Regions from separate parts of the Homo sapiens genome. Here region 1 is linked to region 2. A link is an interaction called in ENCODE POLR2A ChIA-PET data of the cell type or tissue named here. Cell type or tissue: PC-3. All regions are shown on one strand.

Region 1 (4,000 bases), 120 kb before region 2:
TAGAACCTGGAAGGAATTCTGTTGCTTTAAGGCAAGCATAAAAATTTGGAATGCATTGCTCTAACTCATCTCCAGAGTCTTTGGGCAAAAGAGTTTCCCAGTGCCCAGGCTGGGTCGGAATGCTCTTTGGTCCTAGACTCCTGGCTGCAGCAACATCTCACGTAAGGGGTTGCAAGTCACCTGCCCCTGCTCCCAAATTTCTGGCTTGTGAGAACGCTTAGAGAACACTGCTCCATCACACTGAGCAGGACAGGCTTCTCTTGGGCTCATCCTACTTCAGTCATTTTTCTTTCTACACCACATTTTCGGATCCCTTTTTTTTTTCGTGCCTCAGTGGGTAGACTGGTGGGTTTCCAGGATTCTTGAGAAAGGTGTCAGCCACCATCTGTTTTCAACTCGGGAACATGAGAAGCTAGCTTGACATTGGTGCGAGATTGTGGTGGGACTCAGGCGCAGAGAGGGATGTTCACATCCTCTCTAGCATCTGATTTCAACAGCAGCGAAATACCAAGCAAGCGGGGCCTCATTGCTTTATGCTGGGGCTCCTTTTGGGGAAATCAGAACTGCATAGGAATCCATGAAAATAATGAAAACCACAGCTTCATTTCTGCTGTGATAGATGATCAAAGATAACCATTTGTTTCCATCTGCCCCACCTCTCTCTTCTCCTACTCCCAACACTCCACAGACTAGAAGAATGAACTGATGCAGTGTGTTTTTCTTTCTGTTCCTGTGGAGTCACCACTCCAGCACCAATGAGTTGCCCCAAATAACAGGTATAGAGAGATAAGGGCAGGGTGGTTTGGAGCCTGCTATACACATGCATCAGGTACTGTCCTGCCCATGGCACTAGGGCCATACCTCCTCAACAGGGGCAACACTGCTAACAGGTAAAAAAAAAATCGATCCGGGGTGGGACGGTGGGGACAAAAAAATTTGCATATTTTAATGGTTTGGGTCCCTCCAAAGGGACACAGAACATAAACAGATCTACAGTATATCTGTGGTACTAAAATTTCATGGGGAGTGGAGAAGCAATTAGAAAGAAAATGTTCAAAAAAGCTACTTAGGGGCTGGGTGCAGTGGCTCATGCCTGTAATCCTAGCACTTTCGGAGGCTGAGGCATGTGGATCACCTGAGGTCAGGAGTTCAAGACCAGCCTGGCCAACGTGGTGAAACCCTGTCCCTACTAAAAATAAAAAAATTAGCCAGGCGTGATGGTGTGTGGCTGTAGTCCCAGCTTCTCAGGAGACTGAGGAAGGAGAATCGCCTAAAATCTGGGAGGCGGAGGTTGCAGTGAGCCGAGATCATGCCTCTGCACTCCAGCCTGGGCAACAGAGTAAGACTCCGTCTCAAGAAAAAAAAAACAAAACAAGAACAAAAAAAAGCATTACAATTGTTCTTTTAATGTCTGTCTCTCCAGTAGATTCTAAACTTCTTGAGAGCAAAGTCCAGTCTGTTCTGTTCTTCACTTAATTCACAGGCACCAGCACCCTGCCTGGCACCTACTAATACTCAGTTGCTACTTGATTCATGAAAAGATGAATGACTTGGGCCCAGAATTAAGTCTCTGTGAGATTTTGGGGGAGTGATCACATGACCTCTTAAGTGCTAATTCCTTCTGTGTAAAGTGAAGCTAATAAATAATGTAGACCTCCCAGGGCTGATAGAGGATGAACTGAATATACAAAAGAATTTAGCAGATAGTGCCTGTAATCCCAGCTACCTGGGAGTCTGAAGCAGGAGAATCGCTTTAACCCAGGAGGCAGATGTTGCAGCGAGCTGAGATAGTGCCACTGCACTCCAGCCTGGGTGACAGAGTGAGACTCCATCTCAAAAAAAAAAAAAAAAAAAAAAAAAGCTACTTAGGGGTGGCAATGATTTAATTAAAAAGATCAAGAAATAGTGCTGGGCTAGGCGTGGTGGATCACGCCTGTAATCCCAGTACTTTGGAAGGCCAAGGTGGGCAGATCACCTGAGGTTGGGAGTTCAAGCCTGACGAACGTGGAGAAACCCCATCTCTACTAAAAATACAAAATTAGCCAGGCGTAGTGGTGCATGCCTGTAATCCCAGCTACTTGGGAAGCTGAGGCAGGAGAATTGCTTGAACCTGGGAGGCGGAGGTTGTGGTGAGCCAAGATCGTGCCATTGCACTCCAGCCTGGGCAACAAGAGCAAAACTCTGTCTCGAAAAAAAAAAGAAAGAAAGAGTGCTTTGGATTCCACTTTTTCATGTACCCCAGATGATCCCAAACTACTGGGATCTGTATCTTTGTCCATGAAGGTTTTCCCTTCATTCCCCAGAATCTGTCAACCAGCAAGAGACTGGGGTTGGTGTATAAATACCCCAACTCCCTCGCACCTGGGCTGCACTGGGCAATTCTGAAGCAGATGTTTCCCAGAGTTTGCCAACAGGACTGAGTTCTGGTTGCCCCCTGTGGCTGCTCCTGAGGAAGGTACTCTGTATTTGCTGCCTTCTTTTTAGCGTCTCACTTCCCCCCTTTCTTGCTGATTTCCCTTCACCTCCCAAGTAAACCATCTGCACTCAAATCCCTGTCTCAGAGTCTGCTTCTGTGGAAGCCTAAACTAAGATTATGTGTGTGTATGTGTGTGTGTGTATATTAAATGATTTGTAACTTCACTAAGTAAAAGAGAGCCCATGCATGAGAAGATTGTAATTAATCTAATTCTATGAATCTGAGATCCACTAAAAAAAAGTTTTCAAAGCATAGACTCTGGAGCCACACTGCCTGGCTGTGTACACAGGCCCTATTCTCACCAAGACAGCAGAAAGGCAAGGCAGCAAGAAAAGTTCTGCTAGGACTTTTTGAACTGGAAGTCACCTTTTGCATGACTAAAAGGGATGAGACAGGTCGGGTGTGGTGGCTCACGCCTGTAATCCCAGCACTTTGGGAGGCTGAGGCGGGCAGATCACCTGAGGTCAGGAGTTCGAGACCAGCCTGCCCAACATGGCAAAACCCCATCTCTACTAAAAATACAAAAAATTAGCTGGGCCTGGTGGTGGTCGCCTGTAATCCCAGCTGCTCGGGAGGCTGAGGCAGGAGAATCGCTTGAACCTGGGAGGTGGAGGTTGCAGTGAGTCGAGACTGCGCCACTGCACTACAGCCTGGGCGACAAGAGCAAAACTCTGTCTCAAAAAAAAAAAAAAAAAAAAAAGGCCCAGACATTGGGCTATCTGGGCTAATGAGCTATTATTGTATTAATAGTCTAATAATTTAGTGTCTACTCAGAGCAATCTCACAGCCCTACCTTTGGGATTGAAAGATCCCCATCTCCAGTAAAATCCACAGCCAGTACCTTCCTTATAACCCACTGGGCTACTGAACCCAGACTCAGAATTATTAAACAGGTAGGCACAGGCCTAATGTCATAAACTCTATTGAGCAATAGATCCCTGTGGCAGGAGAAAAATTCTCCATGCTTCTTTTCTCTCGGTTTGCAGCAACAGTGCAAATGTGGGTGATGGCCTTCAGACAAAGCTTTAAAAGCCAGAGAACCCAACTGCAAGAGGAGGTCAGGACCCTTCCCTTCCACGGTTGAGCTTCCAAAGAAATGTTTTGCTCTACTGTAGTTCTGATTTTGACGTGATTTATTTGTGAGTCAGAGATCCCATGAGCTGATAAAATGTTTAATACCTCTATGAAAACCTACATGGTAATTTCCCTTTGTACCTGAGCATTTCCATTTAGACTTTTACTCCACATAGACTGCTTATTAGAGAATGGAATCACAACCCACGTAGCCCTCTCTTCTCCCTGTTCACCTCCTAATTGAAGGCCTCAATTTCCTCCGCACATACTCTAATACTGTGCCTTCCTTCCCATTATCTTGTGACTTTTTCTTTCTCTACTCCATCTGGCCATCACCACACTAACTCCACATGAGCAAACCTTCTCTGAAATAACTATTTCCAAAAGAACAGGTGCTGGTGAACTTTTTCCGTAAAAGGCCAAATAGTAAATAATTTACATCTTGGGCCG
Region 2 (4,000 bases):
CAAATAATCAATTAGACTTTTATAGAAGAAGAAATGAAGTGACTGGACTCTGGGCTTCCCCAGTCGGGCATTACAGAATTGAATGGTCTGCCTCAGGAAGAGCCACTTCAACAGTTACTGGGATTCAATAGTTACTATTCCTTAAGAACATATGCAAAAACTATTTTTCTCTCTTCTGATTGCAGCATTTTTTCATCAAGAAAAAAACAAGCATAGTCAGTTAATGCAAATATCAGATATTGAAAGAAGGTAACTGTTGGAGAAAAATGACTTTCCTACAGACAAACAGAAGTAGCTTCTAAAATTCAGATTGCTCATAAACAATTCTGATGCTTAAGCATCTTATAATATTCAAATATTTAGTTTCCAGATTGCCTTAGAAACCAGCATCAAGTCCTCAGTGAAATTACCAGCTGACATTGCCAAAGCACTGGTGTGACTATCAGAGAATATAGTACTTCGCACAGATGCATGGTTGGGTAGGTATTTTATATTTATCAGCTAAAAGGGCTGGACAGCTGCTGGCCGCTGGCTTCTGAAACAAACATGAACAAAACACCGTCTGCTGTCATGGGATGGGAGATCATGAGGGGCTCCCCTGTGTACAAACTCTGAAAGCCTAGTAATCCTAAGTACCCAATTTCTCATTCATAGGACCCCAGCTCTGGCAGGAGGAAAGAGTACAAGATGCTGTCATAAGGTGCCTCTGGTTGCTGCTCTTTGGAAGCCACACATCTGGGAGAGAGAACTATGGGATTAACATGGGACCTGGGTAAGGGGGATGGCTAAGTAGACCGGGGTAGCCACCTGGATATAGAAGGCAAAGGAAGGAAGAGGGAGATCAAAGAGGGCTGCAGTCGGGAGGAATAAGCCTCGGCTGCTTAGATGGGGGAATGTCATGTGATCACACAGGAAAAGCTCCCAACAGAGTCTAGGAGAAGTCACAAAAGGCTCAAGACATGAAGGTTGTTCTCTCTCCACTTTTCTTCGCTTGTTTGGAAGGCTCATGACCTAGAGCAGAGGGCCACAGCTTGGGAGAGGCACACAGAGAGAGAGACAGGAATAAGATGATACAAAAGAGCCACGTGCCTGCAGGGTGTTCCTGGAGTAGGCCTAGTAGGTAAGGAGGCTGAAACGATATTTCAGTGAAGTCCCCCATCATCGTTCATGAGTCTGGACTGACCTAATTCTGGAAAAAGCAAGCTTTCCCCATTTTGGGTTTATTTTATTCAAACACCTCTAATCACTCACTAAAGAATGACAGGCCTCGAGCTAACACTTTCCCAATCATGGCTGTCACTGGCTGTGACTGACATCACAGGGACAGCCCGAGAGGGTGCATGAGGATGAAGTAGGGATGTTTGGCGTGGCTCTCCCTGGGGACTCTGCTGACCCCCTGTATTCAGCCAGCCCATTCAAGGATCGAAAGACTGGCCTCTCCCATTCGTAGCCCTGTCAACAGAATGGCATCACCCAAAGCAGAAACTCACGCTTCCTTGTAGTAAACGGTGAAGCTGATGAGATCCCTGTAGTCAGGGGGCCGGTACCGGTGCCAGGTTATGATGATGCGATTCTTCGACGTGGTGGTGGAGGTGAAATGCAGGACGTCACTTTCACCTGGGGCAAAGAGTACATCCGTGAGTGACAGAGATTCATGTGTCTCTGAAAAGCACCTGTCTTGCTTGGCACTGCTTCCCCCTTCCCCAAAGCTGGCTGTATATGCTAAGTTCCCTTCTGGGCTTCCTCAGTGGCTTTCTCGTTTTCCACTAAGAAATCATACATTTCACTATGCAGAGCTCCAAGGGCTCCATCCTTTGTTTTAGGTCAATCAGTTACGCTGGCTACTTGCCCAGGGACTTGGACATGAACCTGGGTTTCCTAACCTGAAAACAAGGGGCGACTTCAGTGAACGAGGTGAACTTATCTTTCTTCTCCATCCCTAAGATCCTGGCTATGAAAGGGGGCCTGGTAGGGTGAAGGTGAGCCTTTAGGCTGCCCTGAAACTTCTTAAGAGAGACGATGACACTTGTTCTGCAGTTGTGGATATCTGCCTGTTCGTGTACAACCACCAAAGACAGGTAAGAGACTACAGGTGTGCCACAGAAAGGAACTTTTCTTGGTCTAAACTTGGTATCAAACTGGAAGGACACAGGAACTCCTGTGAGGCCTCCAGCTAGGGCTGACAAACAACGGGAGGCTGGATTAAGCACTGACAAGAAGATCTCACTTGGCCAAGCCTAACGTGCTCTATGGGAAGTAGCCTGGCTGGCGGGTATGGCAGGGAAGCTGTGCCAAGTGTCTCTCTTATTCCTTGGACCAAATTCAAACTACGATAAGGACCAGGGAAAGACTGATGACTGCCCACCCTCATGGAGACCCAGAGCTCTCTGACGAATTGTCCTTTCGCCCTCTTATCTGCCTGAATCCCACTACACACTCAAGAGGTGAAGCAGAGGGACTGAAGACAGTAAAAGAGCTAAGAAGTCTTTAGGACAAAATGTGCGCAACTGAGATTGGGAAATGTCACAGTTCCTGCTGAAGTGTTATTTAGAGAGGAAACCATGATTTTGCTTTCAAAAGAAAATAAACGGCTACTATGTATTATGATCTGACAGGTCAGACTGGCTGACTCTAAGGAGACAAGCACTCTGAAATACTCGGATACATCCGATTTTACTATGATCTGAACAGGGAGCAAGGCAGGGGCTTTGCAGGGATAGAGTGAGCAGGGGGCGGGAGGCGGCGCTGGTCGTCAGCCTGCTGTTCAGCCCTAGGTCAGTCAGCGTGCTTCCCTCTAAGATCCCCCAGAGCAACAAGTGTCGCCAGGTAAATCCAGACACCAGCGAAACAAGCCAAAGCCAAACACGCATCGGTTCTGATTTGCCTCCCTGCATGTGTGTCTGTCTGCACACACGCACAAATCACCCTTCATCATACAAATTACTTTTTTTCTAATACCCTTCCCTTATTAAAAGCCAAAGGTGAAAAGACGATTTACTTTTATAACCCTATCCAGCCAGAGAGCCACGCCATTCTCAACAGCCGTATTCTACACAGGGTTAGATGAGAAAGGCACTGCTGTATCTCTGATATGAGACCTTAAAGTTTTATAAACAGTACAAGGCTGTAATTATATTGTTCTCAATTTAAAAAGCAATATCAACTCAGGGCTGCAGGCTCACTCCATCTTTTTCATGTTGGGGTGGGAGAAACAAGGCGGCCGAGTGTAAGGGACAGGAAACCCGTGGCCCACAGGGGCTGCGCTTAGGGCAGAGCCCCCTCCACCCCACAGGCCTGTGCTTCCCTTCTGTGGGAGCAGAAGGGTAGAGCTCATAGGGCTGAAGCACACTGGCTCTTCCCTGAAAAATAATCGGACAGGGCATGGTGGCTCAAGCCTGTAATCCCAGCACTTTGGGAGGCTGAGGCACGTGGATCATTTGAGGTCAGGAGTTTGAGGCCAGCCTGGCCAACATGATGAAATCCCGTCTCTACTAAAAATCCAAAAATTAGCTGGGCATGGTGGCAGGTGTCTGTAATCTCAGCTGCTCGGGAGGCTGAGGCATGAGAACCGCTTGAACCGAGGTGGAGGTTACAGTGAGCCAAGATCATGCCACTGCACCCCAGCCTGGGTGACAGAGTGAGACTCCATCTCAAAAAAAAAAAAAAAAAAGAAAAAAAAAGAAAAAAAAGAAAAGAAAAAAGAAAGAGAAATATCTAACTGTGCACCTGTGTATAAAAGGACATTTAACTGTGCATTCTGTAAGCAGCACTTTAAAGTTTGAGAACCTACTTATAAGTGTTTCACACACTCACAGAGATGTACAGAATTTATAAATACGAATACATCACGTATCTGCCCACTACTGATTGTGATGACATATAAGTAGGAGCAAAGTGCTAGTTAAGATGGTCTAGTGGTCCCCCATGTGAAACCAGGAGGGGCCGCAGAGGAAAGCTGCCATCACACATGGGAGGAGGGTCTGCTGTTATCATGATGGTT

The links. ChIA-PET counts read pairs that join two places held together with the same protein. Peaks named below come from ENCODE experiments on the same cell type or tissue, not always from the same donor. Only the 100,000 strongest peaks of a DNase experiment are listed, where the experiment ranks them.
Region 1: POLR2A ChIA-PET joins it to region 2 with 6 read pairs; 2 of 35 experiments call an interaction of 5 or more read pairs at or near these places.

What each region holds. Positions count from the first base shown.
Region 1 is chr15:99,031,478-99,035,477 of GRCh38, reverse strand. No RefSeq gene overlaps it. Among named protein-coding and RNA genes, the nearest start is that of LUNAR1, 19 kb to the right of the region's middle. In PC-3, no CTCF peak of the experiment used is centred here; no DNase peak of the experiment used is centred here; H3K27ac peaks cover 884 bases.
Region 2 is chr15:98,908,932-98,912,931 of GRCh38, reverse strand. IGF1R (insulin like growth factor 1 receptor) reads right to left here. Exons shown (of 21, transcript NM_000875.5): 7 at 1,491-1,617. Among named protein-coding and RNA genes, the nearest start is that of PGPEP1L, 97 kb to the left of the region's middle. In PC-3, no CTCF peak of the experiment used is centred here; no DNase peak of the experiment used is centred here.